5 separate regions of the Homo sapiens genome follow, and all the other regions are linked to region 2. Evidence: read pairs that join two places in POLR2A ChIA-PET (ENCODE). Cell type or tissue: CD4-positive, alpha-beta T cell. All regions are shown on one strand. Each heading gives the region's core, and the rest is flanking DNA. Links, peaks and the distances in the headings are about the cores only. Region 1 overlaps SLC2A14 (solute carrier family 2 member 14). Region 2 has its middle 5.8 kb from the start of FOXJ2. Region 3 overlaps LOC124902871 (a long non-coding RNA gene). Region 4 overlaps NECAP1 (NECAP endocytosis associated 1). Region 5 has its middle 34 kb from the start of SLC2A3.

The links. Peaks named below come from ENCODE experiments on the same cell type or tissue, not always from the same donor. Only the 100,000 strongest peaks of a DNase experiment are listed, where the experiment ranks them.
Region 1: POLR2A ChIA-PET joins it to region 2 with 11 read pairs; 9 of 35 experiments call an interaction of 5 or more read pairs at or near these places.
Region 3: POLR2A ChIA-PET joins it to region 2 with 39 read pairs; 13 of 35 experiments call an interaction of 5 or more read pairs at or near these places.
Region 4: POLR2A ChIA-PET joins it to region 2 with 12 read pairs; 16 of 35 experiments call an interaction of 5 or more read pairs at or near these places.
Region 5: POLR2A ChIA-PET joins it to region 2 with 24 read pairs; 13 of 35 experiments call an interaction of 5 or more read pairs at or near these places.

Annotation. Positions count from the first base shown.
Region 1 is chr12:7,859,655-7,865,809 of GRCh38, forward strand. The region is part of intron 2 of SLC2A14 (solute carrier family 2 member 14); the gene reads right to left. It also overlaps the pseudogene RPS20P29. Among named protein-coding and RNA genes, the nearest start is that of SLC2A14, 10 kb to the right of the region's middle. RefSeq lists enhancers at 139-934, 935-1,729, 3,975-4,476 and a silencer at 3,086-3,286. In CD4-positive, alpha-beta T cell, for the core only: no CTCF peak of the experiment used is centred there; a DNase peak (open chromatin) is centred at 3,597; H3K4me3 peaks cover 724 bases; H3K27ac peaks cover 509 bases.
Region 2 is chr12:8,023,875-8,030,029 of GRCh38, forward strand. No RefSeq gene overlaps it. Among named protein-coding and RNA genes, the nearest start is that of FOXJ2, 5.8 kb to the right of the region's middle. RefSeq lists an enhancer at 2,942-3,131. In CD4-positive, alpha-beta T cell, for the core only: no CTCF peak of the experiment used is centred there; DNase peaks (open chromatin) are centred at 2,847 and 3,277; H3K4me3 peaks cover 1,975 bases; H3K27ac peaks cover 1,859 bases.
Region 3 is chr12:7,957,526-7,963,680 of GRCh38, forward strand. It overlaps LOC124902871 (a long non-coding RNA gene), which reads right to left. Exons shown (of 2, transcript XR_007063198.1): 2 at 6,089-6,155. Among named protein-coding and RNA genes, the nearest start is that of SLC2A3, 24 kb to the left of the region's middle. RefSeq lists an enhancer at 1,241-1,350 and cis regulatory regions at 2,286-2,411, 3,184-3,518. In CD4-positive, alpha-beta T cell, for the core only: CTCF peaks have their summits at 3,326 and 3,527; DNase peaks (open chromatin) are centred at 2,316 and 3,306; H3K4me3 peaks cover 2,058 bases; H3K27ac peaks cover 2,815 bases.
Region 4 is chr12:8,086,517-8,092,671 of GRCh38, forward strand. It overlaps NECAP1 (NECAP endocytosis associated 1), which reads left to right. Exons shown (of 8, transcript NM_015509.4): 2 at 3,420-3,520; 3 at 3,679-3,783; 4 at 5,253-5,334. Among named protein-coding and RNA genes, the nearest start is that of NECAP1, 7.3 kb to the left of the region's middle. In CD4-positive, alpha-beta T cell, for the core only: no CTCF peak of the experiment used is centred there; a DNase peak (open chromatin) is centred at 2,265; H3K4me3 peaks cover 1,333 bases; H3K27ac peaks cover 2,050 bases.
Region 5 is chr12:7,967,214-7,973,368 of GRCh38, forward strand. No RefSeq gene overlaps it. Among named protein-coding and RNA genes, the nearest start is that of SLC2A3, 34 kb to the left of the region's middle. RefSeq lists enhancers at 713-1,425, 1,426-2,138, 3,564-4,277. In CD4-positive, alpha-beta T cell, for the core only: no CTCF peak of the experiment used is centred there; DNase peaks (open chromatin) are centred at 3,568 and 4,278; H3K4me3 peaks cover 2,083 bases; H3K27ac peaks cover 2,020 bases.

The sequences.
Region 1 (6,155 bases), core at 1,306-5,305, 160 kb before region 2:
AATCAGGCTTCTAAATTTTCAGAGAATGTGGGGGAAGTGACCCAGGAGTTCAGTAGATTATTACAATATCCTGATGGCATGCACTGAAAAGAAGCTGAGTTTTTAAGGGATTAGCAACAGTTTGAAGTAGGCAAAGAGCAGCATCATAAGAGTTACAAACGAAATGCTGAACCTACCCTGTAGTACTTTCAGAGAAGTGAGATCCTCTAACTTGAAAGATCAAGAAGGGGATCATGGGAAACGTGGCATTTATATGGACCTTGAAAGATGAAAAGAATTTTGAGAGAAATAGACTTGGAAAGATAATTCCAGGCAGAGAGATGCTATTACCAACCAAAGAGCTGACACTGCTCCACCCACGCCTGGTGCTTTTGCAAATCCGCCTCCAGAGCCCGTTGCTGTGGTGCTAGTAACATCCTTGGTATTACCAGAGCTGGTTAGCAGTTGGCCACCAGGTGGCAGTGTATATCTTTGCGCCATCCCTCCCAGTACTGGCCCTGGAGAAAAACTGGAAGTGAGAATTAGCACAGGTACAGCTGAGGTGAGATCAGTGGCTTGTGGATTGTGTATTTAGTTAGGCCTGAAGAAGCAAAGCCCTCAGAGAAGAGGATAAATTTGGGAACATTTAGGGAAAATATCAGGCAGAAGATAAAAGGAAAGGAAATTGCCTCAGGGCGAGAGTATAATGAGGTCTAAAAAGTAGTAGGGGGCTCTTGGAGGGACAGCCATGTCCTCCTGGCCATTCCTTTAGGAACTAGTTGGTCAGGATAGCCACGCTGCCCTAGGCTTTACAAAACTCCGGAAATACACTCTTGGAACCAGAGGTGATAATTCACTGAATGAGGATTACCCCAACCAGCCACAGCGGGAAATCCTTGGAGAAGGTGTGCGCTGATTGGATCAGAGGCACAAAGGAAAAGAATCCCAGCATGAAGGACCAGTTGGAATGCCAAGACTCCATAAATCACTGCAAGAAAAACGCCTTATGGTGAGGGTTCTGGGATTTGGGATCATTTCCAGATGAGAATCCACAGATGACTCACTGCCTCACACAGTCCTTCTGAGGTTGTTAAACAGATTGTTTCCATCAGTATTGAGTCAGGAATTGAGGCTGCTCCCCACTGCACTTACTTGTCAACTTTTTTTTTTTTTCCTGAGACAGAGTTTCACTCTTGTGGCCCAGGCTGAAGTGCAATGGCGCAATCTCAGCTCACTGCAACCTCTGCCTCCTGGGTTCAAGCGATTCTCCTGCCTCAGCCTCCCGAGTAGCTAGGATTAGAGGCATGCACCACCATGCCCAGCTAATTTTTTATTTTTAGTAGAGACGGGGTTTCTCCATGTTGGTCGGGCTGGTCTCAAACTCCAGACCACAAGTGATCCACCCACCTCGGTCTCTCAAAGTGCTGGGATTACAGGCGTGAGCCACCTCGCCCGGCATCAACTGTTTTCATAAATTAATTATCAGTTGTTTAAAGAAAGAAGCAGCCAAAAGGAAGAACCAAAGAGAGAGGGGAGATGTGAAGATCTGTAGTGCAAGGTGAGGAAAAGGCACCAGAGCAACATTGGAAGAGAGTTTGGAGCAATAGTCTTTTTTTTGGTGGGGGGGAGGCTTGTTTATTCCCCATAATAATTTTCAAAAACTATGTATTTCCCCTACACATTTTTAAGTTGACATCTAAGAAAATTTTTTTATGTTTAAGTAGCTTCCAGGGATTAATTTCTGCTGTCTATTATCTGGTATACATGCTTTCAGTACCACTGCTAGCTTTTCCATTGCTTTTGTGCAAATTAGGCAAAGGTGCCCTTTTGGGAAAAAGCAGGTTTTCTAGGAACGGTACTCTTGTGTAAAGAAAAAATGTGCCCCTTCCTCTGGATGAGGAGGAGAGCCTGGCCAGTGGATTGCAGGCTGTATTTCAGCCTCTACTTATCCCACAAAACCGCACAACTAAGTTTCAGCCCTTCACTTGTCCCGAAAACCATACAAACCATACATAAAAGCTTTGTAAACTTTAACTGAAAAAAAACAGGCCATGCGCGGAGGCTCACCCTTGTAATCCCAGCACTTTGAGGGGCTGAGGCAGCAGATCTCCTGAGGTCAGGAATTCCAGACCAGCCTGGCCAACATGGTGAATCCCCATCTATACTAAAAATACAAAAATTAGCCAGGTATGGTGGCGCACACCTGCAATCCCACCTACTCGGGAGGCTGACGCAGGAGAAATGCTGGAACCCGGGAGGCAGAGGTTGCAATGAGCTGAGATTACGCCACTGCACTCCAGCCTGGGCGACAGAGCGAGACTCCATTTCAAAAAAAAAAAAACAAAAACAAAGGCCAGTGTGGTGACTCAGGTCTGCAATCCCAGCACTTTGGGAGGCCAAGTCAGGTGGATCACGAGGTGAGGAGTTTGAGACCAGCTTGACCAACATGGTGAAACCCCGTCTCTACTAAAAATACAAAAATTATCTGGGCATGGTCGCGCATGCCTGTAATCCCAGCTACTCAGGTGGCTGAGGCAGCAGAATTGCTTGAACCCAGGAGGCGGAGGTTGCAGTGAGCCGAGATCACGCCACTGCACTCCAGCCTGGGCTACAGAGCCAGACTTGTCTCTCAAAAAAAAAAAAAAAAAAAAAAAAGAAGACACCAAACTGCATGCGGTGGCACATGTCTGTAATACCAGCACTTTGGAAGGCCGAGACAGGGTCCCCCAGCAGTGCCAGCCCACCGGCGCTGCGCTCGATTTCTCGCCGGGCCTTAGCTGCCTTCCCACGGGGCAGGGCTCGGGACCTGCAGCCCGCCATGCCTGAGCCTTCCCACCCCCTCTGTGGCCTCCTGTGCGGACGAGCCTCCCCGACGAATGCCGCCCCCTGCTCCACGGCGCCCAGTCCCATCGACCACCCAAGAGCTAAGGAATGCGAGCACATGGCGCGGGACTGGCAGGCAGCTCCACCTGCAGCACCGGTGCGTGATCCACTAGGTGAAGCCAGCTGGGCTCCTGAGTCTGGTGGGCACTTGGAGAACCTTTATGTCTAGCTCAGGGATTGTAAATACACCAATCGGCACTCTGTATCTAGCTCAAGGTTTGTAAATACACCAGTCAGCACCCTGTGTTTAGCTCAAGGTTTGTGAGTGCACCAATTGACACTCTTTATCTAGCTGCTCTGGTGGGGCCTTGGAGAATCTGTGTGTGGAAACTCTGTATCTAACTAATCTGATGGGCACGTGGAGAACATTTGTATCTGGCTCAGGGATTGTAAACGCACCAATCAGCCCCCTGACAAAACAGGCCACTCGGCTCTACCAATCAGCAGGATGTGGGTGGGGCCAGATAAGAGAATAAAAGCAGGCTGCCCAAGCCCGCATTGGCAACCAGCTTGGGTGTCCTTTCAAACTGTTGAAGCTTTGTTGTTTCACTCTTTGCAATAAATCTTGCTACTGCTCACTTTTTATGTCCACGTTGCTTTTATGAGCTGTAACTCTCACCGCAAAGGTCTGCAGCTTCATTTTTGAGCCCAGCGAGACTACGAGGCCACCGGAAGGAACGAACGACTCCTGACGCGCTGCCTTAAGAGCTGCGACACTCACGGCGGAAGTCTGCAGCTTCACTCCTGAGCCAGCAAGACCACGAACCCACCAGAAGGAAAACACTCCGAACGCATCTGAACATCAGAAGGGAGGGACTCCAGACGCACCACTTTAAGGGCTGTAACACTCACTGCGAGGGTGTGCGGCTTCATTCTTGAAGTCAGTGAGACCAAGAACCCACCAATTCCAGACACATGGCCACCATTGTGAAACTCCATCTCTATTAAAAATACAAAAAAATTAGCTGGGTGTGCTGGTGCATGCCTGTAGTCCCAGCTACCTGGGAGGCTGAGGCAGGAGAATGAACCCAGGACACAGAGGTTGCAGTGAGCTGAGATTGTGCCACTGCACTCCCGCCTGGGTGACAGAGTGACTCCATCTTAAAAAAAAATAAAAAATAAACCTTGGAATACGGACATAGCTCATTCAATTCATTGACATATAAACTAAATGACAAACATACTGTTTATGGAGAAACCTGTGAGCCACATCTTTTGGCTTTGGAAGCCAAAAGCCTAACTTCCTTTTATTTCAGATGAAAACTTATCTCCCTATATCAACCATCTTCCTTTTTTTTCTTTTTTTCTTTTTTTTTTTTGAGACGGAGTCTCACTGTTGCCCAGGCTGGGGTGCAGTGGCATGATCTTGGCTCACTGCAACCTCCACCACCCGGGTTCAAGCGATTCTCCCGCGTCAGCCTCCCGAGTAGCTGGCACTACAGGCATGTGCCACCATGCCTGGCTAATTTTTTGTGTTTTTTAGTAGAGCCAGGGTTTCACTGTGGTAGCCAGGATGGTCTTGATCTCCTAACCTCGTGATCTGCACGCCTCGGCCTCACAAAGTGCTGGGATTACAGGTGTCAGCCCCCGCGCCCGGCCACCACATTGTTTTGATTACAGCTTACTGCTGAATTTTGAGAGTGCTTTACATTCTCTAGAAACAAATCCTTTGGGATATGTGGTTTGCAAATATCTTCTCTGAATGTAGCCTATCTTTTCACCATATACATGGGGCCTTTTGCAGAGCAAAAGCTTTTCATTTTGATAAGCCCAAATTTATCAATTTTTCCTCTTGTGGTTTGAGCTTTTAACGTCTTTTGTTGTTGTTGTTATTGTTGTTTGAGATGGAGTCTCGCTCTGTCGCCCAGGCTGAGTGCAGTGGTGCAATCTCAGCTCACTGCAACCTCCGCCTCCCGGATTGAAGCCATTCTCCTGCCTCAGCCTTCCAACTAGCTGGGACTGCAGGTGCGCACCACCATGCCTGGCTAATTTTTTGTATTTTTAGTAGAGACGGGGTTTCACCATGTTAGCCAGGATGGTCTCGATCTCCGGACCTCATCATCCGCCGGCCTCGGCCTCCCAAAGTGTTGGGATTACAGGCGTGAGCCACCGTGCCCGGCTGAGCTTTTACTGTTAAGTCTCTTTTACTATAACACAGGCATGCTCACTTGTTTATGTAATGAACGTGGCTGCTTAAATGCTATGACGTTGGAACTGAGTAGCTGTAGTGGTGACTGAGCCGCTATGGCCCACAAAGCCTCTATCTGCACAAAAAGAGTCAGCCGACCCAGGCTCTAATCAGATAAGCCTCCATACTCTTAGGGTATTTTCATATGCCTTTCCCTCTATCTGAAACACTCTTTCTTCAGATCTCCTCATGGCCGGCTCTTTATGTCACTCTGGTTTCTGCTCAAATTTACCGTAAAGAGGCCTTCCCTGACCACACTACAGGTATATCTCGCTTTATTGCATTTTGCTCCTATTGCGCTTTTTTACAAATTGAAGGTTTGTGGCAATCCTATGTTAAGCAAGTCTATTGGCCTCATTTTTCCAACAGCATGAGCTCACTTTGAGTCTCTGTGCCACATTCTGGTAATTCTTGTAATATTTCAAACATTTCGTTATTATTATATCTGTTATAGTGATCTGTGATCAGTGATCTTTGATATTACTATTGTCATTGTTTTGGCATGAACCATACCTATATAAGACAATGAATATACAAAAATTAGCCAGGCAGGCTGGGCACGGTGGCTCCCACCTGTAATCCCAGCACTTTGGGAGGCCAAGGTGGGCGGATCACGAGGTCAGGAGATCGAGACCATCCTGGCTAACATGGTGGAACCCCATCTCTACTAAAAACACAAAATATTCGCCGGGCGTGGTGGCACATGCCTGTAGTCCCAGCTACTCGGGAGGCTGAAGCAGGAGAATCTCTTGAACCTGGGAGGCGGAGGTTACAGTGAGCCGAGATCGTGCCACTGCACTCCAGCCTGGGCGGCAGAGTGAGACTCTGTCTCAAAAAAAAAAATGAAAATAAAAATAAAAAAAGACAATAAATCTAATTAATAAATACTGTATGCATTCTGACTGCTCCACTAACTGGCCATTCCCCATTTCTCTCTCCTTCTCTCTCTTCTCAGGCCTCCCTATTTCCTGAGACAATAATATTGAAAATTAGGCCAATTAAAAACCCTAAATGGCATCTAAGAATTCAAGTGAAAGAGTCAAACATATCTCACTTTAAATCAAAAGCTAGAAATGATTAAGATTAGTGATAAAGGCATGTCAAA
Region 2 (6,155 bases), core at 1,007-5,006:
CTTTTGAGGCCTGGTGTTTGTTTCTTGGGCTTCCAGGGATGAAAGAAACTCATGATTACTATTGTTTAAGAAGGGCAGGCAGCCAGGCTTCAGGAGGAATCATGAATTGAGGATTTTTCTAAGGCCTCAGGTTCTATGTAACTCAGTATGTCATGTTCTTACCAATCAAGGTACCACCCCTTTACAAATTGGAGGGCTTAGATCTATGGTTAGGACAATACCAGTTCTTTCCTTCTTCAGACTTGGTGTTGGGCTCTAGGTTCCCCTTGCTAAAAAAAATTTCTGCTTTTGCTTATTGCCCATCATCAGGGGGAAAGTGACAGTGCTGTAAGTGTATGAATTATTAGCCTAAAAATAATTTTTTGTATGTTTTTCATGATTTATTTAATATCACTAGGAACAAAGGGCACTTTTCCCTCAAACACAATTCTTGAAAATATTAACATCTCCCCTCTCTTTTGGCATAGGTAATATACACTTTATTATGCCAGAATTATTTACAGCCCAGTAATAATTTTTCCATGGCATTTTTGTTATTGCAAATATAGCTGCCTCCTGCTCCTTTCCTTGTTCCTAAACTATCGCCACAATGATACTAAAGAGCCAGTATTGTATATACTCTTTTGTAAACCACCTGACCTAGAAGACCCTAGAGAATCGTAAGATAGGATCTCTTTTGATAAGCAGAAAATACCGTTGCAGAATCTTGACCAATAGCCCCCGCAGAGTCTTGTGGTAGGGATAGTTATAATATGAAAGGGAAATTCTTGTCCTCAAGTTTAGAGCAGTTTTTAGACAATGTTAAAGCATCGCTGAGCTCTAAGTATAAGAAAAACTCTGGACTAGGCTGGGTGCAGGGGTTCATGCCTGTTATCCCAGCACTTTGGGAGGCCGAGGAGGGTGGATCACGAGGTCAAGAGATCGAGACTATCCTGGCCAACATGGTGAACACCCGCCTCTACTAAAGATACAAAAAAATTAGTTGGGTGTGGTGGCATACCTGTAGTCCCAGCTACTTGGGAGGCTGAGGCAGGAGAATCGCTTGAAGCCAGGAGGCAGAGGTTGCAGTGAGCCAAGATCACGCCACTGCACTCCAGACAGAGCAAGACTCTGTCTTAAAAAAAAAAGGAAAGAAAAACTCCGGACTAGAAAAAAAGTGTACATCATGCTAAGGAAGCAAATGATTCCATAACTAACATAGTATAGATGATACCTCTCAAGCTCTCAAATAATTTCTTCCTAGTCTCTTGCCTCAGATTGTAGGATAAACACTTTATGTTCCATTCACTGAATGTAGAGGACATCTTTTCACTAATCCCACCTATCTTTTCAATTTTTCCAGGAAGGTAGGTTGAGGGGAAATCTGCTTTCAAATTTTAAAGGCCTCAAGGTGTTAGGAGGAAAACAGCATTTTCTCATGGAAGTAGCATCTCAGGTAGGTTTGTGAAGTAGCATCTCAGGTAGGTTTGTGAAGCAGATCTACTTCAAGTCTCGCATTTTTAGGATTTTTCCAGCATTATTTTTTTATTTATGAGACGGAGTCTCGCTGTGTTGCCCAGGCTGGAATGCAGTGGCAACATCTCGGCTCACCGCAACCTCGCCTCCCTAGTTTAAGCGATTTCCGGCTAATTTTTGCATTTTTTAGCAGAGACTGGGTTTCACCATGTTGGACAGGCTGGTCTCGAAATCCTGACCTCAGGTGATCCGCCCGCCTTGGCCTCTCAAAGTGCTAGGATTACAGGCGTGAGCCACCGTGCCCAGCAGTGTACTTTATAAAAGTCTTCTCCCTCTGGTTTGGTTCACATCATCAGTTGACTACCTACTATGTATCCGACACTGCCGGGCACCAGAGATAAGATGTAGTTCTCAGCAAGGCGCGGTGGCTCACGCCTGTAATCCCAACATTTTGGAAGGCTGCGGTGGGCGGATCATTTGAGGTCAGAAGTTCGAGACCAGCCTGGCCAACATGGTGAAACCCCGTCTCTACTAAAAATACAAAAAACATTAGCTGGGCGTGGTGGCGGGCGCCTGTAGTCCCAGCTACTCGGGAGTCTGAGGCAGGAGAATCGTTTGAATCCCGGAGAGTGCAGTGAGCCGAAATCACGCTTCAGCCTGGGTGATGGACCGAGACCCTGTCTAAAGAAAAAAAATGAATAAAAAAAATAAAAAAAGATGTAGTTCTCTAACGAGGAAGGCTTCTGTATGTGATTAATGCCCTTCATTCAGAGAAATCTTTACAGTTCTTTTCACCTGCATCTACTCTCTCCAACTATTATACGAATGGTTTCTAACCCAACTGCTTGAATACTGTGATCCAGGGTCAGTCTTCAGCTTTCTAATATTAGAGAAACTTAGTTTTCCCTGTCCTTGTCTAAAGGCAGGGTGAAACCCTTTTCCTTTCCTCCGTGTCATTCATTCTCTTATGTAACGTAAACAAATGGGAAGTCTGGGACCAAAGGCTCATAAGAATTTAATTATCATGCAGATTCCAGAAAGCCAGTGTACACGCAGACTTCGGAGGCAGTAAACAGGAAACCATCGATCCCGTGCAGGAAATGACCTTGTTTGAAGGCAACGAAGGTGTCGCGGATTTCCCTCGTTTTCCTTCAGTTCCTTTCTAAACTCATTTCCGTGTTTCAATCAGTTTGGTCCTTCTCTACATTAACAGAGTCCCCCCGGCCCAGAGAGAATGGCAAACAGACCCTTCCCTTTAGTGGACATTTTTATGTCTTGTTTTACATCACTGCAAATCTCAGCCAATCAGTAGTTGGGGTAGGAGGTACCAAAATAATCCTCACTTCCTCCCCCAAATACCACCCCTCGCGTGCGTCATCCTGTGATAGATTACCAACGCAGCCAATCAACAAGCGATCTTGGGCCGGGCCTACCCGAACCCCAGCCAATTAAGAGGAAGATGAAGAATTGGGGCGGAGGATGGAAAACTTGCCACCTCTTTTGGAAATGATTTGAAGAGGTGCGTCCGGAACGAGGGAAACTTACGACTTTTGCTAACGATCGCGGCGTGCTGTGTATCTCCTGTGCCAGTTCTGTCTCCCCAAGACCCCACCCCAAGATGGGCCCCATGGCCCACGTACCCGGCCCCCAGTTTCAGTAGGACGTGTCCTTATCCCTGAGGTCCTCCAGAAAGGAACCCAACCCCAATGGCCCGTGCTTCACACGCTCCTCCCCGCGCCGGTGGAGTAGGGGGCAGGAGAGACCTGCTGCCTCTGGCGCCAACCTTTCCATTCAGTGCGTCTTTCCTGCCTAGCCCACGTTCCCGGGCCGGAGCTGACACGGGGGTGGGAGGAGCCGAGTGCTTGCTCGTCTTGGGCAGAGGCGAAAGCTTCTTAAGGTGGAACAGGAATGTTGGGCTGCTGGGCCTCTACCGCTGGGATGTGCCGGCCCCTGCTTCCCAACCTCGCCTCCCAGTTTTTCATCTCTTGTTCCCTGGCTCCAGTCTAATTTTTAGGGGAGTGGAAATCAAACAGGCTGGGAAGAGGATAGAAAAATAACGTAGAAAAGCTGGGCGCGGTGGCTCACGCCTGTAATCCCAGCACTTTGGGAGGCCAAGACGGGCGGATCACGAGGTCAGGAGATCGAGACCACCCTGGCTAACACGGTGAAAACCCGTCTCTACTAAAAATACAAAAAATTAGCCGGGCGTGGTGGCAGGCGCCTGTAGTCCCAGCTACTCGGGAGGCTGAGGCAGGAGAATGGCGTGAACCCGGGAGGCGGAGCTTGCAGTGAGTCGAGATCGTGCCACCGCACTCCAGCCTGGGCGACAAGAGCGAAAACTCCGTCTCAAAAAAAAAAAAAAAAAAAAAAGGAAAGTTAACGTAGAAAACTGTAAATAATAAACAGTTATGTAAAGGAAATACAAACTATACAGATAACTTCACCTTTATGATTTAATATCTTGCGTTCTATTCCCCCCATTACTTTTTATTTTTTCAATTCCCATAGAGTCAATGGTGACCCCATTATCTTTTAAAGTAGCAGTTAGAATTTTTCTGATGGTGCAAATGTAAGCTCATATTTTGTCTGATAAATATTACTAAATGAATCGTTTCTATGTTGGTTTAGTTTCTCTCTAATAGACCTGACTAGAGTCATTAAAAGAGGTCAGAACTCTGTGTCTAGTGGCGGCAGGCTACCCCCTACTCCGTTGATCACAGGTCCCCAGGAATCTGGAAGAGTGGAGATGCGGTCTTGGCTGTGGTTCAGTTGTCTCATTTGTAAATGGGAATAACATTTCCCCACCTCGTAGGTTTAGTGTCAATCCTAAAAGACCTAGTGTAAATGAAAACATTGTAATCTGAAAGGTGTAAACAGACATTAGGTAGTATTACACATACAAAGCATATAATAATAGTAAACATAGTCCTAGCTATGTTCCAGCATTTTTAAACAGTACTTTAAATTTAATTTTTATTTTTTGAGATGGAGTCTCCGATCTGTCGCCCAGGCTGGAGTGCAGTAGCGCGATCTTGGCTTACTGCAACCTCTGCCTCCCAGGCTCAAGCGATTCTTCTTCCTCAGCCACCCGAGTAGCTGGAGCTACAGGTGCGTGCCGCCACACCCGACTAATTTTTGCATTTTTAGTGAAGACAGGGGTATCACCATATTGGCCAGGCTAGTCTCGAACTCCTGACCTCGTGATCCGCCCGCCTCAGACTCCCAGTGTTGGGATTACAGGTGTGAACCACCACGCTCGGCTAAACAGTACTTTTTAAAAAATTGTTTATCTTGTAATAATTCAAACACACACAAAAGTAGAGAAAATAAGATTTTTTTTTTTTTGAGACAGTCTCATTCTGTCACTCAGGCTGGAGTGCAATGGCACGATCTCAGCTCACTGCAACCTCCGCCTCCCGGGTTCAAGCAATTCTCCTGCCTCAGCCTCCCGAGTAGCTGGGATTGCAGGCACCTGCTATCATGCCCAACTAATTTTCATATTTTTGTAGAGACGGGGTTTCTCCATGTTGGTCAGGGTGGTCTTGAACTCCTGACCTCAGGTGATCCACCTGCCTTGGCCTCCCAAAGTGCTGGGATTACAGGCATGAGCCACCACGTCTGGCCCAGAGAATAGCATTTTAAAAAAACTGTTGTAAAAAGCAACATTCGTTCAATCTTTCATCTATCATCTGTACTCCTCTCCCCCATTACTTGATTATTTTGAAGCAAATTTCAGGCATTTCATGTCTAAATACTTTAGTATTCATAAATATTCATAAAATGGTAATTCCATTAGCACCTAAAGTATACAATAATTGTTTGATATCGCCCTCAGTATTGGAATTTTACCAGTTGTCTCATAATATTTTTTCCAGTTGCTTTGTTTTAATCAGGATCCCTCAAAAGGTCTACATATTGTATTTGATGGACATGTCTCTTGGTCCACATATATTGCATTTGGTTGATAAGCCTCTCAGTCTCTAGGTCCTTCCTCCTTCAGGCATTTAACTAAATATATTACATGTATAAAGGCACATAATCCCTTCACAACATTATGAAATAGGTACTATTATTATCCCCATTTTACTGATGAGGAAACTGAGTCACAAAGCAGTTAAATGACTTACCTAAATTCTCACAATTATTAGGACTCACAGTTGAGAACCACTATTTTTGTTTCACGTAATACACAGTCTCTAATAAGTGCTTCCAAAACGTGCGTTGTAGCATATTAGTCTCCAATTTTATAAAGAATAGTTTTGCTCAAGGTAAATTAACACTCATGAATAATTATATAACATGTTTTATTACAAAGAAGAGTGGATCCTTACATTTTAATTTCTGTATGTTTCAGTGACTTAAAAAATCCTTCTCCGTATTACCCGCCTTAATAGAAAGTAAAGTGAGAATGAATGTAAGTGCTTCCCCCCAATCTTAGGGCAAAACCATACCAAACCAGCCTTGTCAGTTTCTTTTAATTTTAAAAATTACATAAGCAAATCTACACAAACACTAATTATAGATACATTAAAAAATGAAGTAAATTAAAATAATCCATAAACTCACATCTTTGGTGTGTATCCATCTTCTATGTGTCTATTGGTATGCACACAAATATATGCATGAACATATATATATTTTAAAAAGCAACTATATGATTGCATTATACAAATTTTAAAATATTATTTTCTCACTCAAAT
Region 3 (6,155 bases), core at 1,320-5,319, 66 kb before region 2:
ATATATATATATGTATATATATGTATATGTATATATATACATATATATGTATATATATATGTATATGTATATATACATATATATATGTATATGTATATGTATATATACATATATATGTATATGTATATATATATATGTATATATATATATATATATAGAGAGAGAGAGAGAGAGAGAGAGAGAGAGAGAGAGAGTTTTGCACTCTGTCTCCCAGGCCGGAATGCAGTGGCATGATCTCGGCTCACTGCAACCTCTGTTTCCCATGTTCAAGCGATTCTCCAGCCTCAGCCTCCTGAGTAGCTGGGATTACAGGCACCCGTCATCATGCCCGGCTAATTTTTGTATTTTTAGTAGAGATGGGGTTTTGCCATGTTGGCCAGGCTGGTCTCGAACTCCTAACCTCAGGTGGTCTGCCCGTCTTGGCCTCCCAAAGTGTTGGGATTACAGGCTTGAGCCACCGCGCCTCGCCACATCTGTTATATTAATAATTGAGGAGCTAATATTGATACATTATTATTACCTGAAGTCCATAGTTTATATTTGGGTTCATTCTTTGTGTTGTATATTCTATGGGTTTGATAAATGTATGATATCATACAGAACAGCTTTACTGCCCTAAAAATCCCATGTTCCACCTCCCTTCCTTACTCCTCCAACCCCTGGCAATCACTGATCTTTTTGCTGTTTTTGCATAGTTTTACCTTTTCCAGAATGTCATACAGTTGGAGTCATACATTATGTAGCCTTTCCAGATTGGCTTATTTCACTTAGTGATATTCATTGAAAGTTCCTCTATGTCTTTTCATTGCTCACTTCTTTTTATCACTGGATAATATTCCATTATTTGGATGCACCACAGTTTATCCCTTCACCTACTGAAGGACATCTTAGTAAGTTTTAGCAACTATGAATAAAACTGCTCTAAACATTCGTTTGCAGGTTTTCATGTAGATGCATGATTTCAACTCATTGGTGTAAGTACCAAGGAGGGTGATTGCAGGATCACAGACAAGACAAGGGTTTTAAAAGTCATCTTCACTTGATCTTAGCCAAAAGGCCGAGAAGCGGGAAAAGTGTTCTTCTATACAAGTGCCAATATATAAGCAACACAGATAATTGCTTGCATGAAGTGAAGACAGTTCTTTGAGTTCCTTAACTTTTCTCTAGCAGTGCTCTAAAGCTATAAATGTCCTTCTTTCTCTGTGTAGCTATTAGTGGGACACTATCACCAGGCTACCACCCCCCTCCCCCCACTCACAGGAAAACAGCTACATGATGACTGAAGTGCTTAGCTGACTCACATCTACGCTTTCAAAACCAGAAGCACATGGCAATCTATGGGCACTTTTTTTTTTTTTAATTTCTTTTGAGACAGAGTTTCGCTCTGTCACCCAGGCAATGGCGTGATCTCAGCTCACAGCAACCTCCACCTCCCGGATTCCAGTGATTCTCCTGGATTACAGATGCCCACCACCACGCCTGGCTAATTTTTGTATTTTTAGTAGAGACAGGGTTTTATCATGTTGGCCAGGCTGGTCTCAAACTCCTGACCTCAACCTCAAGTGATCAATCCAACCACCTCGGCCTCCCAAAGTGTTGGGATTACAGGCTCGAGCCACTGTGCCTGACCTATGGATACTTTTCAATACAGTGTTTCATAATTAAAGGTCTACATTCTTTTAACAGGGCTTCTCCCTAACTTTGGTAACCCTCCAGTGCAGCAGAGCCTAACTCCCTGGAAAAGATTCACCGAGTTCTCTAGGAGGAAAAAGACTACTGAAGCCCCAGGATGCTGTTTATCAAATGGGGTTCTAAAATGGGCTAGGAGGTGTGGTGCTTTATGCCTATAATTACCTTGCTTTAGGAGGCTGAGATGGGAGGATGGCTTGAGGTCAGGAGTTTGAGACCAGCCTGGGGAACATAGCAAGACTTCATCTCTACAAAAAAACTTTAAAAATGAGCCAGGTGTGGTGGTGCCATGCCTGTAGTTCCAGCTACACCGGAGGCTGAGTAGGCAGGATCCCTGAACCCAGGAGTTTGAGGCTGCAGTGAGCCACTACCCTCCAGCCTGGGGAGCAGAGTCAAACCCTGTTCCCTCTTTATCTGCCACCCCCACCCCCCCAAAAAAAGAAAGAAAAAATAACATAGACTAGGCAAATACCCCCGAAAGTGAATGCAAATGTATTTTAGTGTACTCTTGAGGGGCGGTGAGGTGCAAACTCTCTTATCACAGTCTCAAAAAGGAGTACAAGACTCAGAATACAGCCAGATTGGCCTCCGGGCATTGAATGTGGTAGGAAGTGGGGAGGAAGCCACTGCAGAGGAGCCTTAGTGTGGAAACAGCAGGTGTGGTCTGCTTGCAACAGAGGTTCTCCTCCCACTTTTAGGGACGGCTCCTGGTGGAATCACAAAGAGCAAGCTCCTTTCAAGCCTGAGGCCCCAATTCCTTTCAGGCAAGGGGAAGTTAAGAGAAAGGGCAGGTAACATTAGTGCCTGATTAAGGTACTTAAGCAAAATAGCACTACAATCCTCAGAACATGCCATAGTCTGAAGAGACAAAAACTCTTCACCCTCACTTGTATAAGGGGTCACTGTAATATTTTAGCATTTGCCTTTAGCAACTTGAAGAGGAAGAGATGTGAAGTAGCAGCGGCAAAGCTCTCTTAAGTGAAAAAGACTCGTGTATTTTCCTTTTCCATACATTTGACACCACAGGCATTTAACACATTTTTAACATTCAGTGGCTGTTACATACTATACAGTTTTCTAGCTATTATACTTGTAGTAATTCTATGACCTGATGCATATTCTACTATACATACTTCATTTACAAGTGCCACACAATCTTTCTGTGTAGTGAAAAATCAGCTTCCCGGCCGGGCGCGGTGGCTCACGCCTGTAATCCCAGCACTTTGGGAGGCCAAGGCGGGCGGATCACAAGGTCAGGAGATCGAGACCATCCTGGCTAACATGGTGAAACCCCGTCTCTACTAAAAACACAAAAAAATTAGCCGGGCATGGTGACGGGCTCCTGTAGTCCCAGCTACTCGGGAGGCTGAGGCAGGAGAATAGCATGAACCCGGGAGGCGGAGCTTGTAGTGAGCCGAGATTGCGCCATTGCACTCCAGCCTGGGCGACAGAGCGAGACTCTGTCTCAAAGAAAAAAAAAAACAAAAAAAACCCGTCTTCCCTAATTTATGCATTTTTCTTACAAATAACACAAGCTGTTGACCTCTTATTTTTAGCCTCCCAGCTGAATAGGGCAGTTACAGAAATATTTGGATGAGGCGGGCCCAGAAACCAAAGAATTTCTTCCTGTCTGTATCTACCCTGTAGGTTAGCCCCGCCTGCTGGCGTCTTGCTTTTGTAAAAGGCTGCGTAAGCAAGTGCAGACGTGAGTTGCAGATCATCTTGAATCTCCGGAGCGACAAGCTCCATCACTCAAAGCGGATCAAATACTCTGGTCCCTTCTTTGTTCTTCTGTTTCTCTTCTCCTCCTATGGAATTTATCCTCCTGTTGATGCCACCGAGCGATACGACAACATCTTTATCTCCCTCAGCGTCCTGTTTTCCTTCATCCTCTTTGGTTCTTGGTCTGTTTGGCATGGATGTGCACAATCTCATGGGAGTGCAAAATCTCGAGTACTTCTTGCATGATTCAATGCAAATTTATTGCAGCAATACTCTACCTGTTTTTAAAATGTGTGCAACAAGTGTTGACTTCAGTGGCCTGACCCTATAATCCTGTAACTGTTTAAGTGTTCGGACATGGGAAGTTGCTTTGATTACAACCACAATATTCAAAAACTAGATTCCATGTAGATTTATTTATTTTCTTTATTTATTTTTTGGAGACAGGGTCTTTCTCTGTTGCAAAAAGGAGCTGGCTGGAGTGCAGTGTCACGATCTCAGCTCACTGCAGCCTCGACCTGCTGGGCCCAAGTGATCCTCCTGCCTCAGCCTCCTGAGTAGCGGAGACTATAAGCACATGCCACCATGTCCAGCTAATGTTTGTATCATTTGTAGTGACAAGGCTTCACCATGTTGCCCAGGGTGGTCTCGAACTCCTGGGCTCAACTGATCCACCCTGGCCTCCCAACGTGCTAGGATTACAGGCGTGAGCGAACCCCAGGTAAATTTTAAAATCCAGCTTAATTCCAATTACATGTAAGTGGCTGCTTTAAGCTAATGGAAAATAAGCAAGTTTATAATTTTTAAAAAATGAAATTCAAAATTAAGAGATAACCCATGAAATCTTATACCCTGACAAGTGGCCCTTTAAAGGCTGTGGACCTTACCTTGATATTCTCTGGCCTTCTTCCCCTAGATACTATTAATAAACAGCAGCAGACTAACGTAGTGACAACAAGAGTGAATAAGAAAGACAAATGGCCTGAAAAATCCACAAGGGGATATAAGTCTGGGTTCGTTTATTTATACAGATCTACTATGTTGCCAAACCCAGTTTATATTCTGAGGATACTATGGTGTGGTAGGAGAACTCCATTTCCTGTTTGCATAGAATTTAAATTCTACTGGGATGAGGCTATGTATTCATTTTTACGTTTTATTTCTTTTTTGTTGTTGTTCTCGAGACAGAGCCTTGCTCTGTCGCTCAGGCTGGAGTGCAATGGTGCAATCTCAGCTCACTGCAACCTCCACCTCCTGGGTTCAAGGGATTCTCCTGCCTCAGCCTCCCGAGCAGCTGGGATTACAGGCGTGCACCACCACGCCCAGCTAATTTTGTATTTTTAGTAGAGATGGGGTTTCTCCATGTTGGTCAGGCTGGTCTCAAACTCCCGACCTCAGGTGATCCACCTGCCTCAGCCTCCCAAAGTGCTGGGATTATAGGTGTGAGCCACCGAGCCTCCGCCCCACCCCCACCACCATTCTTCTTAACGATCTAAATTTAGACTTTCCAAACATACTCGAAGTAGATGTGAGGAGCTTAATCAAATCATCACAGAAACATTCGTCTCTGTAGTGGTAGAAATAGGTACTTGATAAATCAAACTGTCAGTTTCTTCTGTTACCTCATTTATAATTCATAACAATATTTAAAATTTGCTATTGTCATCCTCATTTACACCAAGAAATCTCTAAGTAATTTGCTCAAGGACCCACAGTTTGGGGCAGAACTAGTTGTCCATACTATACTATAGTATACTACATTGTTGTAGATTAAGAGAAATATATCCAATGTATGTTAAGAAGAAAGAATCCGGGGCCGGGCGCGGTGGCTCACGCCTGTAATCCCACCACTTTGGGAGTTCGAGGTGGGCGGATCACGAGGTCAAGAGTCCGAGATCAGCCTGGCCAATATGGTGAAACGCCTTCTCTACTAAAAATACAAAAATTAGCCGGGTGTGGTGGTGCGCGCTTGTAGTCCCAGCTACTCAGGAGGCTGAGGCAGGAGAATCGCTTGAACCCGGGAGGCGGAGGTTGCAGTGAGCCGACGTCGCACCGCCACTGCACTGCAGACTGGACGACAAAGCGAGACTCCGCCTCAAAAAAAAGAAAAGAAAAAAGAATCCGGGATAGCCACTCTTTCTCCATCCACGTCTATCCTACCCTTTTACGCCTAGAAATGGAGCCTGTTCTTGCCCCTTCTTAGGCAGCTTGTCATAAACAGGAAGCATGTGTCCTGGGTGCAAGACATCTGGAGACTGACGATAAGTGGCTGTTCAAGGGTTGTAGGAAAAGGGAGACATTCTCCCCCGCGAGTTTAGTAAAGATTCTATTCTTAGGCTCTAGAGAGAAGGTGAAAGGAAGTTGAGGATGCCAGGCAGGGAGGCTGGATAAGGGAAGGAAAGCTCTTGCTACTTATCAGTGTTCTGTCTGCAAAGAAGAAACGTCAAAGGGAAAAAAGGGGGAGTCTCCTTCAGTAATAATGGCTTTGCAGAGCTGATTACCTTTCAGTTCAGTTAAACCAGGGGTCTGAAACTATGGCACTGGGTCCAAATCAAGCCCAACACCTGTCTATCACCACACATAAACTAAGAATGATTTTTGCATTTTTAAATGATTGAGGGTGGGGGGGAATCAAAATAATTATTTTGTGGCTTGTGAAAATGATATAAAATTCAAATTTCAGTGTCCACAAGTAAAGCTTTATTGAAATACATTCACGTTCATTCATTTATATATTGTCAAGG
Region 4 (6,155 bases), core at 721-4,720, 62 kb after region 2:
GGCAGTAGAATTGTTTGAACCCGGGAGGCGGAGGTTGCAATGAGCTGAGATCATGCCACTGCTCTCCAGCCTAGGCGACAGAGCAGGACTGCGTCTCAAAACAAACAAAAAGGAAACTTACAAATGCTTAGAAAACAATCTGGGTGCGGTGGCTCACTCCTGTAATCCCAGCACTTGGGGAGGCCAAGGCGGGCGGATTTCCTGAAGTCAGGAGTTTGAGACCAGCCTGGCCAACTTGGTGGAACCCCGTCTTTACTAAAAATACAAAAGAAATTAGCTGGGCATGGTGGCCTGTGCCTGTAATCTCAGCTACTCAGGAGGCTGAGGCAAGAGAATTGCTTGAACCCGAGGTTGCAGTTAGCCAAGATCGCGCCATTGCACTCCAGCCTGGGTGGAAGAGTGAGACTCTATTACACACACACACACACACACACACACACACACAAATAAATAAATGGTTAGAAAACAGTTTTCCAACCTATAAAACTATTTTTTTTTAAAAAAAAATTCTTCACTACCCTCTTCCCTTAGCTAAATCAATATTAACCTCTATAATGCGTTTCAGTGTAATGAAAGAATAATGGACTTTAAAGTTAGGCATTATTACTTACTGTGTTATCCTTTCCATCATTTAGAGAGAAAGAGAGGTATGACAGGCTTTTCATGCCTATTTCACATATCTACTATAAGGACATAATAAGATGTACATTTGGAATCTTACTGTGAATCATCATAGTGGTTTTTTATTTATATATATATAAAGTTTTATTACTAAGGTAAATGAAAATTTGTAAGGTAAGTTAAAAGTATTGTCAGAGGACAAGCAAAATCAAGAGTTCTTTAGATTAGGTCTTGGAGTAGGAAAGGAACTAAGGCTCAAGGCTGAGGGAATCTGCTGCCATGAATATCCATTTACTTACAGAATTTGTTAAGTATCGGACACTAGATACACAAGAGAAATAAGGAACTCATCCAAGAAAAACACATTTAATAGACTTGTTCCTAATTTTTTTTTTTTTTTTTTAGAGACAGGGTCTCACCCTGTTGCTCAGGCTGGAGTGCAGTGGGGCGATCATAGCTCACTGCAACCTCAAATTCTTAGGCTCAGGCAGTCCTCCTGCCTTGGCCTCCCAAAGTGCTGGTTATAGGCGTGAGCCACGGTGCCTGGCTGTTCCTAATATTTTTAATAGCCCATTTACATGAGCTCTTGGTGGCATGATTATAATAAGTAATAACTCATTAATATAATAGATGAGGAACTTTAGAGCTCTCTAATCTGGATCAGATTTAGGTACTTGAGGGTCTTTGAGGGCAGGGAATCAAGAGGGAAGAGAATGGGAAGGACTTATTTTACAGATCCTGTTCAAAACCTGTGCTAATTTTCACTTTCATTTTCCTCCTTTCAGCTTTTTACCTCTCATCTTGTTAAACTCATTCTTGTTCAAATATACCTTGTGGTTGCTTTTTTAGTCTTTAAGTATTAGTCTTTGGTTTCTTAGAAGATGAATTATTAATAACTTTTACTTTGCTAATCTGTTTTCCATACTCCTGGCAAAACAAATCACAAATACAATGTTTTGTAAAATTCATCATAAATAATCTTAGTTGTTGTTCAAGTTGATTATAACACGTTTTATAAATTTCTGATGTTTTCATGGCCGTTTGTATCTCCAGCCCAGATGTCTTTCTTGAACTCGTCTCATATATTTTACTGCCTACTCTACATCTCTTGAAAATCTACTAGACATCTCAAACTCAGCATATTTAAAACTGAATCCCTGATCCTTCTTCCTAGATGTGTTCCTTCTCATCTCAATAATTGGCAACTCTTTGCTCAGGCTAAACACCTTGGAGTTGTCCTTGGCTTCTATCCCCTATCTAATCCATTAGAAAATCCTGCTGCTTTTACCCTAAATATATCCTTCTCTTCTATCCCATATCTAATCCATTAGAAAATCCTGCTACTTTTACCCTAAATATATCCAGAATATAGCCACTTCTGCTACCATTGTGACTTTTCTAGATTACTGCAGTAGTCTCTTAGCTAATCCCCCTGCTTCAGTCCTCTTATCCCAACAGCTTTTCTCCAGACAGCAGATGTAGTAATCTTTTTAGAATATAAGGGAGATCATGTCACACCTCTGCTTAAAATTTGTAATAGCTCTTTTTTCACTCAGAGTGAAAGCTGAAGTTGTTACTATGACCCACAAGGCCCTGCGTGATCTGGCCGTCTGTTACCTCTCCCACCTTGTCTCTTCCTCTGTTCTAACCACAGTGCTTCCTTGTTGTCTCTCAAACATGCCAGGCATGCCCCCACCGTAGCACCTTTGGGCTAGCTGTTCCTTATGTCTAGAATGCTTTTCCCCCAGACATCTGTATGGATAACTCTCTTGCTTCACATTCTAGCTCACATTTCACCTTAATGAGACCTACCCCAACCACCCTCTTGAATGCTACAACTTGTTCATTCTCCCACTGTCTTCTTAATCTTCCTAATTTGCCTCTACATTTTCTTTTTACCTTAGAACTCACCACTTTCTAAGATACTAATTATGCTGTTTATTATGTTTCTTTTTTATTTTCTATCTTCTGTTAGGATGTAAGCCTCATGAGGGTTGGAATCTTTGTTTTGGTTGCTGTTGTATCCTAAGCATCTGGAACAGTGATGCATCTGTCCTAATAAGTACTGTATAAATATTGATTGAATTCAGTGAAAGATAGTATATTTACTGATTTGGGAGGGCTCCCATTACCTAGGATATTTAATGTAGTAGACTTTGTTGTTATCTGATTAGTAAAGCATGGTTATCTAGTATACCATCTATAGTTTGAAAATAGCATCGTTATGAGAAATTTTATTTATTTCTTTATTTGAGACCAAGTCTCGTTCTGTCGCCCAGGCTGGAGAGCGGTGGCGCAGTCTCGGCTCACTGCAGCCTCCACCTCCCAGGTTCAGTTGATTCTGCCTCAGCCTCCCAAGGGATTTCAGGCGCACGCCACCATAACCAGCTAATTTTTGTATTTTTAGAAGACGGGGTTTCACCGTGTTGGCCAGACTGGTCTCAAACTCCTGACCTCAAGTGATCCACCCACCTTGGCCTCCCAAAGTGCTGGGATTACAGGCTTGAGCCACCATGCTCGGCCAGAATTTTATTTTTTATTGCTTTTATTCGTGCTTTTCCATCTTTTTAATGATGCTTATTGGACTCCAAAGTCCTCAAGTAGTAGCATTGTCTTTTACTTGCTTTGGACTGTATGTAACATGAGGCATCTAAATAGATCATGAATTATTCTTGTTGATTAATAGGTAGAAAGAATAGGCAATCCAGGATAGGGAAATAGAAATACAGTCAAAGATTGTGGGTGGGCGTTAGTAAATTAAGGACATGTGCCTGAGGCTTCCTCTTTTCCTGTCCTAGGGCCTCTGACTGGAAATTAGACCAGCCTGATTGGACTGGTCGCCTCCGAATCACTTCAAAAGGGAAGACTGCCTATATCAAACTCGAGGATAAAGTTTCAGGTAATCTTTGCGGGTGACCCTCTAACATTAAGAATATTAATTTGGTGTGCTTTTATAAGTACCTTCAATTTGGGGACTGGAATGGAAATACTACTTGTTAATTGGGGTTCTGGATTTTGGCTTGCTTTACTCAAAAAAGTCTTTCTCTTATCTGTCAGGGGAGCTCTTTGCTCAGGCACCAGTAGAACAATATCCTGGTATTGCTGTGGAGACGGTGACAGATTCTAGCCGCTACTTTGTAATCCGGATCCAGGATGGTACTGGTAAGAGAACTGGGATTTTGAGTGGAACGAAGTTAGGAAAACAGGTGAATGCACAGCCATGAAAAGTGTTTCCGATTGCATTTATCTTTCTTTGGTTTACTTCATTTTTTCTTCCCTTTCTCTAAAGTTGCTCTAGTTGCTAAAGGAAAAGTATTAACATGTTATTTGTAATAGATAAGCACGAGTTCAAGATGTGGTAATTCATATGTAGACTTAAATAAATGAAAAACACATATCTAACAAATGAATTAACACATTTGGCACTTTAGGAGGCCGAGGTGGGTGGATCACCTGAGGTCAGGAGTTTGAGGCCAGCCTGACCAATATGATGAAACCCTGTCGCTACTGAAAATAAAAAATTAGCCAGGCGTGGTGGCAGGTGCCTGTAATCCCGGCTACTCGGGTGGCTGAGACAGGAGAATCACTTGAATTGGGGAAGTGGAGGTTGCCGAGATCACGCCATTGCACTCCAGCCTGGGCAACAAGAGCAAAACTCCATCTCAAAAAAAAAAAAAAGAATGAACACTTTTTGCCCGTTTATTGTTCGTGGTAGTTTTTGGTGGGACTATCTTGAATCATCTTACGTGTGGGGCAGTCATTCTTACTCTTTTCTCCATGGTCTATAACAGAGGTTGGCAAACAGACAAATAATAAATGTTTTAGGTTTTGCAGGTCAGGTGGCCTCTGTTGCAACTACTCAGTTTTGCTGTTGTAGTGTGAAATCACTGTAGAAAATATGTAAACACATTGATACCACTATGTTCCATGAAACTTCTTCTACAAAACCAGGCTATGGCAGGATAAAGCCCATGGGCTCTATGTAGTTTATCGACTCTTGGTCTATGAGAAGATATTTCACATTCAGACTTTGTCTAGTTAGGGTGACTGTTATATTTTCATTGGGCAAAATTTGCCATAGAGCAGCAGTCCTCAACCTTTTTGGCACCAGGGACCCGTTTTGTGGAAGACAGTTTTCCACAGACCGGCATTAGGGGATGGTTTCAGGATGATTCAAGTGCATCACATTTATTGTACACTTTATTTCTATTATTATTACATTGTAATGTATAATGAAATAATTATACAACTCACTATAATGTAGAATCAGCGGGAGCCTTGGGCTTGTTTTCCTGCAACTAGACGGGGGTGATGGGAGACAGTGACAGATCATCAGGCATCAGATTCTCATAGGGAGCTCATAACCTAGATCCCTCACATGTGCAGTTCACAGTAGGGTTCACACCCCTCTGAGAATCTAATGCTGCCACTGATCTGACAGGAGGCGGAGCTCAGGTGGTCATGCAAGTGACGGGGAGCGGCTGTAAATACAATGAAGCTTTGCTCTCTCGTGTGCAACTCACCTCCTGCTGCATGGCCTGGTTTCTAACAGGCCACAGACTGGTGCCGGGGGTTGGGGGCTCCTGCCATAGAGGATACTTCCTAGTCGAGTCTTCCTACGTTTTCCACAGGGCGCAGTGCTTTCATTGGCATTGGCTTCACAGATCGGGGAGATGCCTTCGACTTTAATGTCTCCTTGCAGGATCACTTCAAGTGAGTGAAGCTTGTCCTTAGTTACGAGGCTGAATGCTTATAGGAATGCTGCTTCTCACATGAATGGGCAGTATCTCTTTTCCTCCTGGTTTCTTTGTTTCTTAAACTATTTCATTGTGAATATAAATCTCCCCATTCACTTTTGTTTCCTTAGGTCATCTTTGTATCTATTCTGTTTCCTTTCCTTATAGCCTGCAATATATTTCAGATCCCTTGTGCAGTAGTTTGAAATGATGCTCTGTCGAATTTGCCCCGTCTTTTAGGTGGTAGAGGGAGGCCTATGGTAACAGCAGGGCTTTATGTGGGGAGTCGTGTGCCACTCTTGTTACCTTATGTAGCTGACATGTTTTGTGACTTTTGCAACATTTCTTTAGCCCACTTGATTTTGGTGCAGCTGTGGTTGACAGCACTGTGCACACTGTCAGCTTCCTACCTCAAGAGCAAGCATATCTCTCCTTTTCTGCCTTAGGACTCTCTGAAGTTATAGAAAGCTAAGAGCAAGCTTTAACTTGGAAAGACTAAGAAACTAACACCCCCTCAGGAGCAGCCCTCAACTGTGGGGAATGGGAATTGGTGGCTAAATACCATCCTTCTGGAAGGGGCAATTCTAATACGTATTCCGTGAGATTTCTCAGAGAGTCCCCAGTGGAATTGAACCCCAGTTGTTTTCTTTCTTGGCTTTTTTCCCTTCTGTTTCTCACTCTTTTTTATCTCTCACTGTGTTTTCTGGAATCTCATTTCATAAAAGTAAATACACCCAAATTTGTATGTCAGACTCTGCTTTCAGGAAATCTCAAACTAAGATAACTTGCTGTGTTCCC
Region 5 (6,155 bases), core at 1,451-5,450, 56 kb before region 2:
TGGCCTCATGATCCACCCGCCTCGGCCTCCCAAAGTGCTGGGATTACAGGCTTGAGCCACCGCGCCCAGCCGAACCATCAGATCTTGTTAGAACTCACTCATTATCACTAGAACAGCATGGAGGAAACTGTCCAAATGATCCAATCACTTCCCACCAGGACCCTCCCTTAACAGGTGGGGGTTACAATTTGGGATGATGTTTGTGTGGGGAAACGGAGCCAAACCATATCAGCCTCACAAGTAGCTGGGACCACAAGCCTATGCCACTTATGCTGCACTAATAATTTTTAACATTATTTGTAGAGATGAGGTCTTGATACATCGTCCAGGCTGGACTCGAGTTCTTGAGCTCAAGTGATCCTTCCATCTCAGCCTCCCAAAGTGCTGAGATTAGAGGCTTGAGCCACCAGGCCCAGCCTATTTAATGTTTTGTTTTTTTAAAATTTATTAGAAAAAAAATTTTTTTTTTGAGACAGAGTCTTGCTCTGTCACCCAGGCTAGAGTGCAATGGTGCGATCTCGGCTCACAGCAACTTCCACCTCCTGGATTCCAGTGATTCTCCTGCCTCAGCCTCCCGAGTAGCTGGGATTACAGATGCCCACCACCACGCCTGGCTAATTTTTGTATTTTTAGTAGAGACGGGGTTTCATCTTGTTGGCCAGGCTGGTCTCAAACTCCTGACCTCACAGGTGATCCACCCGCCTCGGCCTCCAAAGTACTGAAATTATAGGCGTGAGCCACTGCGCCCGGACTAATGTTTTAGTTTTTTAAAGATAGAGATTGGCGTCTCACTATATTGCCCAAGCTAGTCTCAAACTTGTAGGCTCAAGCAATCCTCCCACCTGGGCAAAGATTACAGGTGGGAACCACTGTTCCTGGCTGAAAGTTTATGTTAAGTGTCATGAAGGGGCACTACCAAGTGCATAAAAAATAAAATACAGGCTGGGAGCGGTGGTCCACACCTGTAATCCTACCGCTTTGGAAGGCTGAGGCAGGAGGATAGCTTGAGTCCATGAGTTCAAAACCAGCCAATCCTATCTCAAAACAAGCAAACAAAGCTGGGCATGGTGATGTGTGTCTGTAATTCTAGCTACTCTGAAGGCAGAGGCAGGAAGGATCCCTTGAGCCTAGATGTTAGAGGCCAGCCTGAGCAACCTAGCGCAACACTGATTCTACAAAAAATAAAATACAGGCTGGCCGCGGTGGCTCACGCCTGTAATCTCAGCACTTTCGGAGGCCAAGGCGGGCCGATCACCTGAGGTCGGGAATTCCAAAACAGCCTGACCAACATGGAGAAACCCCATCTCTACTAAAAACACAAAATTAGCCGCCAGGCACCGTGGCTCACGCTTGTAATCCCAGCACTTTGGGAGGCTGAGGCGGGTGGATTACGAGGTCAGAAGTTTGAGACCAGCCTGGCCAATATGGTGAAACCCCGTCTCCACTAAAAATACAAAAAAAAATTATCTGGGCGTGCTGGCACGCGCCTGTAGTCCCAGCTGCTTGGGAGGGTGAGGCAGGAGAATCGGTTGAACCCGGGAGGCGGAGGCTGCAGTGAGCCGAGATGGTGCCACTGCACTCCAGCCTGGGCAACAGAGCAAGATTCCGTCTCAAAAAAAAAAAAAAAAAAAAAAAAAATTAGCCAGGAGTGGTTGTGCATGCCTGCAATCCCAGCGACTCCGGAGTCTGAGGCAGGATAATCGATTGAACCCGGGAGGCGTAGGTTGCAGTAAACCTAGATCGCGCCACTGCACTCCAGCCTGGGCAATAAGAGCGAAACTCCGTCTCTAAAAAATAAAAATAAAATAAAATAAAATACAAATTTAGTCCCAAGACAGTTGTGCCCATAGTCCCAACTATTGTCCCAGGTATTCAGGAAGCTGGGACAATAGCTGGTATTCAGGAAGGTGGGAGGGTTGTTTCAACCCAGGAGTCTGAGGCTGCAGTGAAGCCGTGATCGCTCTGCTACACTCCAGTCTGGGCAACAGGGTGAGACCCTGTGTCAAAAGAAAAAAAACTACATAATACATAAATACAACGCCATGATATATAAATCACGTTGTTTTTTGTTTGTTTTGTTTTGCTTTTGAGACGGAGTCTCACTCTGTCTCCCAGGCTGGAGTGCAATGGTGCGATCTCGGCTCACTGCAACCTCCACCTCCTGGGTTTAAGCGATTCTCCTGCCTTAGACTCCCGAGTAGCTGGGACTACAGGTGCCTGCCACCACACCCAGCTAATTTTTGTATTTTTAGTAGAGACAGGGTTTCACCATGTTGACCAAGCTGGTCTTTGAACTCGTAATCTCAAGTGATCCGCCTGCCTTGGCCTCCCAAACTGCTGGGATTACAGGTGTGAGCCACCATGCCCAGCCAAATCACCTGTTTTTAAACCATAGAAAAAGGGGAAGATAAATGTCAAAGGAGGACTGTATTTACAACTCAACAGTAAGGAAAATAAAGTCCTTGATTTAGATTCCCCCCCTTTCCAGTTTTCCACTTCTTTCTCCTCTCAAGCACCTTTTCTGCCTGGCAAGAAGCATGCAAAACAAACTACCCATTTGCTTTTCTTCTTCTTCTTTTTTTTTTTTTTTTTTTTTTTTTTGGAGACATAGCCTCACTCTGTCACCTAACCTGAAATGCAGTGGCTCGGTTAACTGCAACCTCCACCTCCCACCTCCCAGGTTCAAGCTATTCTCCTGACTCAGCTTCCCCAGTAGCTGGGATTACAGGCGTGCGCCACCATGCTCGGCTAATTTTTGTATTTTTTAGTAGAGATGGGGTTTCGCCATTTGGACAGGCTGGTCTCGAACTCCTGACCTCAGGTGATCCACTAACCTCAGCCTCCCAAAGTGCTGGGATTACAGGCATGAGCCACCGCGCCCGAACTACAATTCTTGGACGTCTCCATTAATTCTTACTGCTCTTCCATCCCCAATCTTGTCTTTCTCGGTGTCTTGATTACTTGAAAATCATCCCTTCGTCTCTGTTTCTCGAGCAGTGCCCCTTCCGCAACAGTACGCGCTCTCCTTTTTTTTTTTTCTTTTTTTCTTTTGAGGCAGGGTCTCAGTCTGTTGCCCAGGCTGGAATGCAGTGGCGCGATCTCGGCTCACTGCAACCTCCGCCTCCCGGGTTCAAGCGATTCTCCCGCCTCAGCCTCCCGAGTAGCTGGCATTACAGACGCCCGCCACCAGGTCCGGCTAATTTTTTTGTATTTTTAGTAGAGACGGGGTTTCACCATGTTGGCCAGGCTGGATTTGAACTCCGGACCTCAAGTGATCCGATCTCTTCGGCCTCCCAAAGTGCTAGGATGACAGGCGTGAGACACCGCGGCCGGCCGCGCTCTCCCTTTCTTGCACTCGTCTTTATCTTCTAAGCCCTCCACATGCTTTTAAACTGTCAGTCTTTTCATTTTTATTTCTTCCTCTTGGACGCATTTACCCAAATTGGCCCGAGGGAGGCTGAGACAGCAGATACGAAAGAAAAATGTGTGTATGCGTGAGTCTTTGGGTGGCGAAGAAGGAGGAGGAGGAATGTAGCTCGGGGCTCGGCCCCCGTGCTGGGATTCCGAGGGCGGGGGACAGGATGCGCGCGCGGCGGGTAGCGTGCCACACGGCACGTCCCGGCCGCTGCAGGAAGGCGGGGCTCAGGTCCCGCCGACTCCCACATGCTGGGGGACACCGGGAGCGCCTCCCACTCCCAGCCCGCCGGAGAGCCTTGCAATTTTCAGGAATCGGCGTCTTCTCTGGAAAGCCGCCAAAGGTTTTAAGAGGGTTTCGCCTTAAGGGCAGATGTTTTGTGCTAGGCCAGTAATCCTCAAACGTCCCTTTTAGCCCCACTCAGCTGTGTGAGTTTCCATCCCCATCCCCTCCTCTCACCCGACCACGTTGCCTCTTTAGCTGCAGGTCCTTTTATTGCTCTTCTTTCCCACGTACACTCCACGTTTCACATTTCACGCTTCCACACAGCCTCCTATGTTTACAAACTCTCTCCCTTCATTATGCCCGAGCAGCACGCTGAGTCTTTTTTAAAGTCAATTTTATGTATAAAATGTACACAATACAATTCAAACCTTTTAGGTGTGCAGGTGGACGACTTTTCTCTCTCTCTCTCTCTCTCACACACACACACACACACCAGTGTTGCCACTACCCCAATCCGCACAGAAATTTTCATCATCTTAGAAAGCTCAGCATCCTGAATCTTGGGCAGTTAGCCTGTCATTTTTCAATCACGACTTACAGGTTTTCTCCCTCACGCATTCACTTTTTCATATGTTGGTGAAATATTTACGTAAGTACCACGTATGAACCAAACACTACGGAAACAGAAACAACCGGGAAACTAGAGCAACTCAATGTAAAAGGGAAGGCGCATACAATAAGACACATACTTTTGTTTCCCCTTCACCTATAGTATTTCTGCTAATCCTTCCCCTTCCCCTTTAAAAACAATTAAAAAAATTTTTTTGTGAGTATGTAGTAGGTGTATATATTTATGGGGTCCATGATGTTTTAATGCAAGCATGCAATGTAAAATAATCACCTCATGGAGAATGGGGTATCCATCTCCTCAAGCATTTATGCTTTGAGTTACCCCCTCATCTTTTTAGACCCTCAGACAACTTAGTCAGCTGACCAATCCTTCCTGAGAAATAAATGTTCTTTTTCACCCTTTTTTTATGTCTTCCTGAGGAAGGCTGACGGTGAATGAAGCGCATTAGACTGAGAATAGCTGCTGAGTAGAAAACCGGTGGGAAAACAGAGAATTTCCTGGAGGCATGGGAGGGGCACGCTGTAATGAGTGGGAATGTCACAGGCGCTGTTTCAAAAAGAGTGGATGAAAGCCTGAGAATGCGGCTGTAAAGGCTACTGGAAGGCTCCTCGGGCAGGGGACAGGATGTGAGCCCCTGGAATAGACTCATAAAAGAAAATGTTAGCACATACCATTGAATTCACTGAGACACATGAGAAAATATGGGAAAGTCGGAGAGTGGAAGAAAATGTAAAGACCCCCCTCCTCCCCAAAGAGTACGTTGTGTAGTGGGGTAGAGTGGAAAATCAATCCAAGAAAAGTAGCAAACGGACCCAAAGATGAAGAGGAAGAAAAGAAACAGCAACACGAAACGAAAAAAAAAGCCACCAGATTTGTTGCAACGTTGATGTAAACCTGGCCGTCTTCCTGAACCAGTGACCCAGGGTTTCCGCTTCCCTTTGCTGTCATCTTGCTCAAGTCTAGAAGCTGAAATATCATCATCAACTCGACATGAGGGGATAACCTCTAGATCCACTCATCAGATGCTCATCAGACGTTCCAATTACAAAACTGAACCTCTTCTTAGTGCTGGGGCGGTTAGAATGCAAACATTTCAAGAAAAAAAAAACATTGTTTTCTAGTGGTGATAGAATTGAGGGTGAGTTCTTCCTTCCTTTATTTTTGTCTTTTATTTTTTTCTACTTTACTGAAGGGCACATGCAATAAAGCAGATAAAAATGCACTAATCTGGAGTTTACAGTTGGGTGAATATTTATATCTGTATTCACAGGCATAAACATTAACCGGATCAAGATCTAGATTTTTTTTTTGCACCACCATGCCCAGCTAATTTTTTTTTTTTTTTTTGAGATGGGAGTCTTGCACTGTCGCCCAGGCTGGAGTGCATGGCGCCATTGGCTCACCATAACCTCCAACTCCCGAGTTAAAGTGATTGTCCTGCCTCAGCCTCCTGCGTAGCTGGGATTACAGGCACGCGCCACCATGCCCGGCTAATTTTGTATTTTTTAGCAGAGATGGGGTTTCTCCATGTTAGTCAGGCTGGTCTGGAACTCCTAACCTCAGGTGATCCACCCCCCCGCCCCCCGCTCCTTGGCCTCCAAAGTGCTGGGATTACAGACATGAGCCACCGAGCCTGGCAAAATCTAGATTCTTTAACATTTCTTGCTCCTCAAAAAGGCTCCTTGTGCCGGTTCAAGTCTACAGCCGCCCTTGCCAGAAGAAACCAAGATTTTTTTTTTTTATTTTTCGAGATGGAGTCTTGCTCTGTCCACCCAGGCCGGAGTGCACTGGTGTGATCTCAGCTCACTGCAACCTCCGCCTCCCGGGTTGAAGCCATTCTCCTGCCTCAGCCTCCCGAGCAGCTGGGATTACAGGTATAAGCCA